3 separate regions of the Homo sapiens genome follow, and all the other regions are linked to region 2. The links are chromatin contacts, found by Hi-C or POLR2A ChIA-PET in ENCODE. All regions are on one chromosome and are shown on one strand. Each heading gives the region's core, a stretch centred on a gene start or an enhancer-like site at or near the end of the contact. The rest is flanking DNA. Distances are from core to core; before and after follow the strand shown. Region 1 overlaps ZSWIM6 (zinc finger SWIM-type containing 6). Region 2 overlaps ZSWIM6 (zinc finger SWIM-type containing 6). Region 3 overlaps ZSWIM6 (zinc finger SWIM-type containing 6).

Region 1 (3,039 bases), core at 511-3,010, 59 kb after region 2:
GGGCAATGATTAACTCATCTACTTTACCAGGGTTACATAATCAAGTATTAGTTACTATACATTTAGCTAATGCAGTGGGTTTAGTTAAGCAATGAATACATTATCATGGGAGCATTAACACTTTTGCATTTTTAGACTTGCCTTTAAAAAAATTACAGAAAAACTCCTCACAACCCTTGCCACCCTTTCAGCCATAACATTACATTGCCTTGGTTTCTGCCTTTAATTTCCCTGGGGGTTCTTTTTATTTAGGAAAAGGGTGAAAGATGTATTTGTGTAAGTACTACACCAGTGCTTCTGTTAAATTCTTTTTCAACAAAGAATATGTTACTTGGGTGCCTTGTACACAGGGCGCATATTTTTTTGGAAATAATGTGCCATGAAAGCAGTAGTTTTTAGTGTGCATGTTTATTTCATGTCTGCCAGTTTATTTTAGCTTAGAAATTTCCTAATGCTTTGAGTTTATAACAGTCTTTCAGTTTATAACAGTCTTTCAGTTAACTGAGTGCATATACATAATATGCACAAAATGGCCAACTTTTAGAAATTGTGTATTTTAAAATCCCTTTTTTTTCAGTCTGATATCATGTGTCTCCTTGTTCCCTTTAATATGCAACTAAAATTTAACCTAAGATATGAAAAATATGTTAAGAAAAGCTTAATTTCTTAAGCTTAATTTGGAACGTCAATGAAGAATTAAACATTTGCTTTCTAGAAACCTTAATCTTTGTTAATGTGAAATTAACATAGATGATTTGAATATGTGTTCATGTGTGAGGACTTTGCCCCTTCAGTGTTTCTCTACTGAGTCTTTTTGACCTACTATAAGAGCTAAGTGCAAATAATGCCACATCAATATGGCGTAGAGAAGAGTTCTTTCTTCCGCCTGTTGGCAGTGCATTATAAGAGCAGTTCTTCAACTTTCTGGTATCACTCTTAATAATGGAAGTGCCCATAGCGCTTTTGCTTATGAGAATTATATCTAGTGATATTTACTATGTTTGAAATTAAAAAGAAAAAAATATCTATATCAAATAACAGTAATAAACTCACAACATAATATATCTTTATTAAAAAATCTGCAGTTCTCAAAACAAAATATTTTAGTGAACAGGGTGACATTGTTTTATATTTTTGCAAGCCTATTTAATGTCTGTATCAAAAGAGAGCTGGACTTTGCTGTCTGTCTCTGTATTCAGTTTGTAATGATACTGGAATGTGATATCATTACATTACACATTGCGTACTAATGTGATACTGGAAAACTAAACATACATTAATGAAGAAGATTTTAAAGGGTTAATAATGTCTAGATGTAAGTATTTTTTAAAATATTGATCTTGTGGACCCTCTCAAAGAGACTTAGGGACCTCTTAGGGGTCCCAGGACCATACATTGAGAATCATTGCATTATAACATTTTAGAATCCTATAGTTACTAGAAAAGATTCTCCCCTAATACTTTCTAGTTTCTCTCTGTATGAAAGTAACACTCTTTTACAAAATCAACTATTTGTGAGTTGACAGAACTTAATAGGAAAATGGGGAAAGAGAGCTGGGTTGAGTAAAGGTATAAGTAACTCTTTGAAATACTTTGGTTTTGCCATCAAATAGCAGTGATTCTTCTACTATTGTCTGACTCACTTAACTGAGACATTCTCAGTGATCCCTCTCATTTTCCAAGCCACCTCCACGGGCTAGACCCCTCCTCCCCTCAAGATTCCAGTAGCTTAGAAAAAGAAAGTGTTATGGGTGAAAGGGAATGTGTCCACACCCCTCCCCTGTTTCTCCAGCTGGGAAGGGAAGGAAAGGGAAATAAAATTTAATGAGCACTTTTACTATGTGCCAGGTGCTTTACATATGTTATTTCATTTTAATTCCCCAAACAACCCTAGGAGGTATTTCTAGCCACATTTTGCACACAAATAAAGCAAGATTCAGAGAGGTTAAATATTTAATATAAGATATGTAGCATTTAAGTGGCAGAACCTGATCCAAACCAAAGTCTATTCCCAAGGACTATACAACACCGTGCCTTGGTTTGTGGTTTGTTTTTCTTCAGTTCCTGCAGATTAAAAATGGGGATTCTAACATTTTATTGGGTTCTGTGACAGCATGATGATAAAACAGTTTGACTGCTCTGTGAAGCTCTTGTGGAATTAACTGTCTTTCACAGATTATGTTTTATAAAGTCAAATAAATATTTTAAGAAAAGGTTTATATAATTTATGTTTTAGTTCTACAGTTAATTATCTGTGTTTTTCCACAGAGCGCAGGATTGTCCCTTTTTGTATGCTCAATTCTGTTATATAGAACAGCTAACTATCCTAGAGGAAGATTCTGCATTTGCAGCCCTAAAACAGCTGGTCATCATAGTTTGTCAAAACTCCGGAAAGGCAAAATCAATTCTCAGGAACATTATTTTGTCTTGAAACAAAACCTAAGAGGTATGACCAGCAGGGGGATGTTTTACAGCCTTCTTGGGATTATTGAGGGAGGAACAGTGTCCTTGTTTGTCCTGTGGGTTCTCAGGTATGATTTAGGATCCACAGAGAATGAGTTGGTAGAATTTCAAAGAAGATTTCTCAAATTGGAGAGGCCAAAATACACCACTATACAAGGCTGAAGTAGGCTTGGTTGAATTCCTGCATATTGACTGAGTCAATGTATTGCATAGTCTTATAAAGTAATATACCAGCTGCCCTTTATGTGTATATGTATAATTTTCTGTATTTAAGGTAAAACTTCTCTACTTTAGCATGCTCACCTAAAGGTAAGGGGAACCCCCAGCCCCCGCCCGCCAAACAAAACAAAACGAATAGGCCTCAGAGCATTAAATAGCTGCCACAAAGCTAGTCAAATTAGAGATGGCATTAACTGAGGAAAAGAAGTTTCTATAAAGAAAGTTAGCAGTATAGGAGAGGAGTCATCCTGGTAGCTGATGGTGAAGAAAGGTAACAAAAAGAGCCAACTTTAAAAATACTGCCATCTGCAGTTATCTGTTAGAGTTCTTCCTCATTCAGTAACACCCTAAATGGTC
Region 2 (2,978 bases), core at 343-2,842:
GCCCCACTTTTACATAAGAAAAATTATTGAATATGATAAAGGTAGCATTTCCAATCAGTGAGAAAAGATAGGTTATTCAATTTGTGTTGGGACTAGTGGATATATATCTAGGAAAAAAAGTACAGACTCTAAATATTGAAAGGTAAAACTGAAAACATAAAAATATTTGAAGAAATCACTGGAAAATTATTCTACAAACTGCATGGGGAATGACAGTCTGTGATAATAGTAACCAAGAACCATGAAAGAATAGATTGGTAACAATTCAGCTACATAAAAATCCCTAAATTTCTCTATGGCAGAAACCATGAAACAGATAAATTTACCAAACTGGAAAAAATTTTCACAAATCATGTCACAAAGAGCTAATTTTCTTAAAATATATAAAAAAGATCTTTCAAAGTGTCATACACAAAACACTGCTTTTCGAAAAACATAAGCTCCTACAAAGCAGTAAGAAAATGATGAACAAATAGAAAAATGGGCAAAGGTGATGATTTAACAGTTCACAGAGAAATACAAATGGCTTCTAAAATATATAAAAAGATGCCCAACTTCGTTCATAATATGAAAAATGTAAATTAAGACTACACTAAGATACAATTTTTCACAGATCTGTTTTCTAAAAATAAAATAAGCTTGAGAGAGAGCCTCTTATCTGAATTCTGGGACAGCCTGATTTGCATGAGGGAAATAGGCATCCTCCTGCACTGCTGGTGGGAGGGTAAAGGTACAGTCTCAGTGGAGGACAGTTTGCTGTTACCTCTCAGAATTACAAATGCATGTGTTTGTTTTGATGTAGCAATTTCCCATCTAGGAATTTATTCTTGAAAGACAGTCATACAAGATTTTCACACCAGCATTATTTGTAATAGCAAAAAGATGGGAAATTACCTAAATGCTCATATATAGGGGACTGCTAAATTGTGGAATTCCATGCAATTCTAAAAAAGAATAAGGAAGCAAAGTAGAGAACATTATGTATAGAGTTTACCATTTTAAAAAGGAGAAAATAGAATATATGTGTATTTCCTTATGTATCACTAAAATACTTCTGGGTGAATACAAGAGAAGTAACAATTTATCATGGGATGAGAACAGGGCAACTGAGGGACGAAGTTGGAGGGAGATTTTGTCACTGTGTACCCTTTTGTTTTGGACCATTTGAAGCTATTGTCTCTTGACAATAATTTCAAGAAGATAAATTATGAAGGAGGGGGTCTAAAAAAGCTTTAAAATACGTTGTTTTAATAAAATGTTTTAATTTCTTTGCTTGAAAATTAACATTGCTTTAAGGGGGAAACAGCAGTTTAGGGGGAGCAAGTGCATTTAATTAAATTGCCTCTTCAGCAGTATTAAAAATCAGTCAGTTGTAAATTGGTGAGGAATATATTAAAACCCTATGGGAGACCAAGTTCTGAAGTTTGCTTCGAAGTTCGACCAGGAAAAGAAGGGGTTAAAGGTGTGATGCAGGTAAAGGAAGGGTTAAGGGCATTATGCAAGCTGTTAAATAAAAAGGAAGTGCATTACAAAATGCTGAGCTCAGGAGTCTGGCTGCCAGCCAAACCTTTGCTTTCCTCACTACAGCTGAGGGCTTTCGAAGCTTCCCACCAGTGGGTTTGTCTGAACTGTTTAGGAATGCGGCCGCGGTCGCCAGCTGACGTCAGCGCCGCCGGTTCAGCCGCAGGCCAGAGTCAGAGACTGACAGCGCGAGGGGCGGGGTTGGGAGTCAGGATGGGGCGAGGCCTGCGTGTGACTGATGGCGCGGGGGCGGGGCGGCGTGTGTGTGACTGACCCGACCGCGCAGAGGCGGGGTGGCACAAGATTTGCGTTTCCTTGATGACTTCTAAATTATGATTATAGATTTTCTTTGTAATGAGGGGAAAGGTTTTTTTTTTTTTTTTTTTTTTTCCCGTTTTTGAAATCCAGGCCTCTGTATTGCTTCACTTTAGGTATTAAGTATAAGCACAAAATTAAATGTAACACATACCAAATTGTCCAACTTCAAAGGCCATTTTGTTTTTGTTTTTGTTTCTGAGAACGAGGGGGCCACAGTAAAAACTTTGGTGATTTTTACCAGTGGAGGGGCTAGGGAGGTGATTTTTGCTGTTTAAGGAGGTTCTCAAATTTACTTACCTGCAGTCCATTTTCATTTCAGAATTGCTACCAGAAAGAAATTGTAAAAGTTTTCAAGCATGATTTTGTAAAGCAAAAGATCAAAAAAGGAGAGAAATTATGTGGAAAATTGGCAAGATTAATTATATCTCTATTAAGACCACCTTTGCGCAAGATAGTTTTGGGTTATTACTGCTGATTTTCAGCCTTTAAAGAAAAATGTGGGTTCTTGGTAGCAACTTACAAGGATGGTGTTTAGAGCTATAGTTCCCCCTTCTCCACCATACCCTGTTTTCTTGATGGTTAATTTTACTTTTAAAAACATTTGTATTTCTTGACTATTTATTAATTAGATCATTTTGCTTAGTCATACCTAAGAGTTTTGTTAGTCTTCGGTTTCTTAGTTGTATGAGTCAGAGTCAGGAATGCAAATTTATTAGCTTTTTGTGGAGAGGGATATGTGGGATGGTGAGAGCTGCGGGTGGGTAAGCATGGAGTGCAATACCAGTTCATAGACAAGGATCTAAAAGGAGCCATTAAGCTCCATGGAAAACATTGTTACTTGATCAGGCCAGTAAAGGAAGACTATTTTGAGTAGCTACTGAAGTTATCTGATAGTTAATTTAATTGATTTGAGTAACTCTTTCAGGGACCCCAGATTTGTAAAAGTGGCACTGTTGTGACTTTTGATAAAGGGAGTTTTAGCCTTTCATGAGAGGAAGCCTTGGACTTATTTGTCCTTCATGTTGAGAAGCTTCCGTATGATCTTCATGGTTTCCTTAGGCACAATCACTGTGATTTCACCTATGTATAGCAGCCCAACTAAGGTGAAGTCAGCATATAGACCAGGAAGATACAAAACT
Region 3 (3,116 bases), core at 591-3,090, 42 kb after region 2:
CTTCATTAAAATGTTTTGCAAACTTAATTTTTCTTTTTATCAAATACTGTAGTTTTCTAGTAAATGAGATAATGTATATAAATATATACATGTTCTGTTTGGGGGAGGAGGGTAGATGATAATGGTGTTGCTGTGCATTCTGAAAGGATTTGCAACCTGAGAGAGACAGACTGGTTCTGATCTGATACACTTAGTGTCAGTACAATAAACACACTGAACCAAGAAATATATGGGGGTATGATAAGAATATGTATTTGCTATGCAGAAGACAAAAGCATGTTTTAGGAATGAAGAGAAAGGATAAGGCCATAGATGGGAGTGGAAGTTAAGACTAGCCTTGACTAGAAATACTGAAGTAGTCTGAAAAAAATCACAGTTGCAGTAGGAATAGAGAGTAATAGGTATATGTAGGATATTTTGACATTTTTAGTTGTAATGCTGCCTGCAAGGAGAACCTGCTGGCAAACCTCACAAAATTGTAGCACTGTTGCCCTGGTAGTCCTTGTAACCAAAGCATCTCCGTTCCCACTTTAAAGCCCTTTGGCCATCCTATACAATTCCTGTTGGGCATTTACACCTAAGAATGTTGACTCCTGGTAAGTGTTTTGTATAGTCCTGGGTTCATCCTAATGATAGAATAGAGCAGTAATTTAGAAAGTACCTACACCAGTAGGATGCCCACTATTTTATAATTACATTGGTTTCTCATACTATTTCTCTGAAGCTGGGAAAACCATTTATTTTTGTTTGAGTTCTAGGCCCAATTTTTTGCTTAAAGAGGTCACACATTGACTTTCATGTTTAATATTACTGAAAGGTATGTAATGAAGCATTCTTTATTAGGCTTATAAAACTTTTTTAGCAATTTGTTTTTTAAATTTATTTCCAGAGTTTTAATATTTTTAAATTTATTGTTTAGGGATGGGGTCTTACCATGTTGCCCAGGCTGTCCTTGAACTCCTTGGCTCAAGCAGTCTTCCTGCCTCAGCGTCCTGAGTAGCTGAGATTGCAGATGCACGCTATTGTACCCAGAAATACTTTTTTATTTAATTGTTAACAGCCTAGGTTTGAATAAGGCCATATGTACCACTTCACAATTCTCTGGTAAAATTATATCAGTCTGCACCTCAAAAGGTATTTGGTAGTTTGGTTCTACTGAGATTTTGTTGTCATAGTTCCAGAAGTCACATGCCCGGCAAAACTGGGGTTGACAGTATACTGTAAGACTGACTGTACAAAGCTTGATGGGGCACCCATTCCATCACTTTATGCTCTTTTCCCCTCTCCTTGTAAGGGTGGGTACTTTAGGACAGGAACAAGGAGAAGCAAATGGGAAGGCACTCTGAGTGAAACACCTGTTCCCAGTTGATCTCCAGGTGTGACCAGGCAGTAAGCTAATAAGGAAGGATGACTGAATGTATGAATAATCAGTCACCTCACTGCCAGCTTAACCAGAAAGACACAGAGATGGGTTGGGGCATTGAACAGTTTTGGACTGACCCTGCTGAATACAGTATTTCAGTGGAATGAAAGAATAGTTTCCTTTTTAGGAAAATTACGTGTTCCAAATTGATATATCCCTGTCACCACCTCTCAACCTCTTCTTAGAAATTCAATATAATAACAGTCCAGGAGCCTCTTGAGCCTTTCAACATCCTCAGCCCGCTTTTTCCATCCTGCCTTTCTTTCTGCCCTTCTTGGATAATCTTTCCCACTCATTTTTCCCCTCCAACAATCTGGCAGTAGTAGGAAAGGTAGGAAGAAGAATGGTGATTTGTTCAAATTCTTCTTTGCCCCACACATGAAATGGGTACTGCTGAAGGCAGTGAAAAATAGATGGCTGTGGGTGGTTTGTTAGTGACTCATCAGTCTTTCCATTCTGCTGGGAAAGGGAAGGGCTGGGACCAGATGGGAATGCATTCCAGAGACTCTTGCTTTAAATGATTTCTCATTTATGTGATTTATTTAAAAATAAATAATTGCTAGGCCAAGTAAGGGCCACAAAAAAGTATACACTTCATTGAATTGCCACATTGCCACATTTTTCCTAGAGTGGGTTAATAAAGCCTTCTGATAGGGTAGCCACTGGTGGGGATTTTTTTTAAATCATTTCCTGGTGGTGAATTTATGATTATACTTCACTGTACTATGAATGCTTGATCTACATAATCAAGATTAGTATTATTGTTACTAAATACAGGACTCCAAATTTGTGAGTAGTATACAAGACAAATACCACTCTTACCCTCATGAAATAATAAACAATGATTTATGAAGGTAAAGCTTGTGGCAGGGATAAGCCCGTGCTCAATGGAGAAATAAATAAGTGAGTATAGGGAAGAGGAACCCCAGGAACATTTGCCATGGTCATTTTGGGAATACTTGAGTAGTCAAGTGTATTTCTTAGAGCTATCTGTAATTTTTCTTTATTAAATTGAGGTTTGTTTATTTATTTAAGGATAATGTGGTTCCAAGAAGTCTGTTTCCAAGGTCTGTAGTTTGAAGCTCCTTTTACCTTAAAAGTATGTCCTGAACCCTGAAGACTGACCATCTGGCTAGTGTGGTTGTTGTCATTGTGATCAATAAAGACAGCTTTGATTTATGAGCAATTTATCCTGCTTACAACTGCACAGAAGAGGCAGTGGTTCATATTTTGGCTCCTGTTCAGCTGGGGGAACTTGAGCTCCCTTAGTTCTTTCAGAAAGCCTGGCTAGGAAGCTGGCATCATGGCAGGAATGTTTTAGTTAGCTTCAGGAAGTCAGGATACCAATGTCAGAGTAATTCAACTGACAGAATAACTACTTTTTATTTTTTTAATCCAAATTATGCTTTAAATTATGATCCTATTTAAGTATATTATTTAAAAGTTAAAAATGTTATTTAAACATTTCTAAATTTTGAGGGCTTTTTATGAATAACTTGGGGCTTTTGAAGACAGATGCATAAGATACTTCAAAATCAGAAGACATTTTTACTTGGAGTACTAAGTTAACATTGGTCCTGTAAGGGAGGCAAGAGTATTCATGATTATTTGAGGCAGCTCAAATGGGTTTCTCTTTTTTATCTTTCCCAGCATAGACAAACTTCTTGTTTTTGTGAAGGGAAAATACTTTACC

The links. Hi-C counts contacts between places; a loop is a spot of excess contacts on that map. ChIA-PET counts read pairs that join two places held with the same protein, here RNA polymerase II (POLR2A). Pooled maps may share reads with other maps.
Region 1: a map of PC-3 shows a loop between it and region 2 (5-fold over the local background). The contact joins two enhancer-like sites. A Hi-C loop is called at or near these places in 13 of 168 maps with a recorded cell type or tissue (IMR-90, PC-3, PC-9 and 9 more) and 8 of 50 pooled maps. POLR2A ChIA-PET finds 5 or more read pairs at or near these places in 8 of 52 experiments (AG04450, CD8-positive, alpha-beta T cell, Caco-2 and 5 more).
Region 3: a map of PC-9 shows a loop between it and region 2 (5-fold over the local background). The contact joins two enhancer-like sites. A Hi-C loop is called at or near these places in 10 of 168 maps with a recorded cell type or tissue (IMR-90, PC-9, aorta and 6 more) and 11 of 50 pooled maps. POLR2A ChIA-PET finds 5 or more read pairs at or near these places in 13 of 52 experiments (AG04449, AG04450, CD4-positive, alpha-beta T cell and 10 more).

Annotation. Positions count from the first base shown.
Region 1 is chr5:61,466,216-61,469,254 of GRCh38, forward strand. All of the region lies in intron 1 of ZSWIM6 (zinc finger SWIM-type containing 6), which reads left to right. Among named protein-coding and RNA genes, the nearest start is that of ZSWIM6, 140 kb to the left of the region's middle. Within about 2 kb of position 1,761, at least 2 of the 41 ENCODE cell types and tissues checked have a DNase peak (open chromatin) inside an H3K27ac peak, as active enhancers do.
Region 2 is chr5:61,407,184-61,410,161 of GRCh38, forward strand. All of the region lies in intron 1 of ZSWIM6 (zinc finger SWIM-type containing 6), which reads left to right. Among named protein-coding and RNA genes, the nearest start is that of ZSWIM6, 76 kb to the left of the region's middle. RefSeq lists an enhancer at 828-2,027 and a silencer at 1,453-1,843. Within about 2 kb of position 1,593, at least 21 of the 41 ENCODE cell types and tissues checked have a DNase peak (open chromatin) inside an H3K27ac peak, as active enhancers do; they include PC-9 and endothelial cell of umbilical vein, where a contact is called at or near this core.
Region 3 is chr5:61,448,496-61,451,611 of GRCh38, forward strand. All of the region lies in intron 1 of ZSWIM6 (zinc finger SWIM-type containing 6), which reads left to right. Among named protein-coding and RNA genes, the nearest start is that of ZSWIM6, 120 kb to the left of the region's middle. Within about 2 kb of position 1,841, at least 8 of the 41 ENCODE cell types and tissues checked have a DNase peak (open chromatin) inside an H3K27ac peak, as active enhancers do; they include PC-9 and endothelial cell of umbilical vein, where a contact is called at or near this core.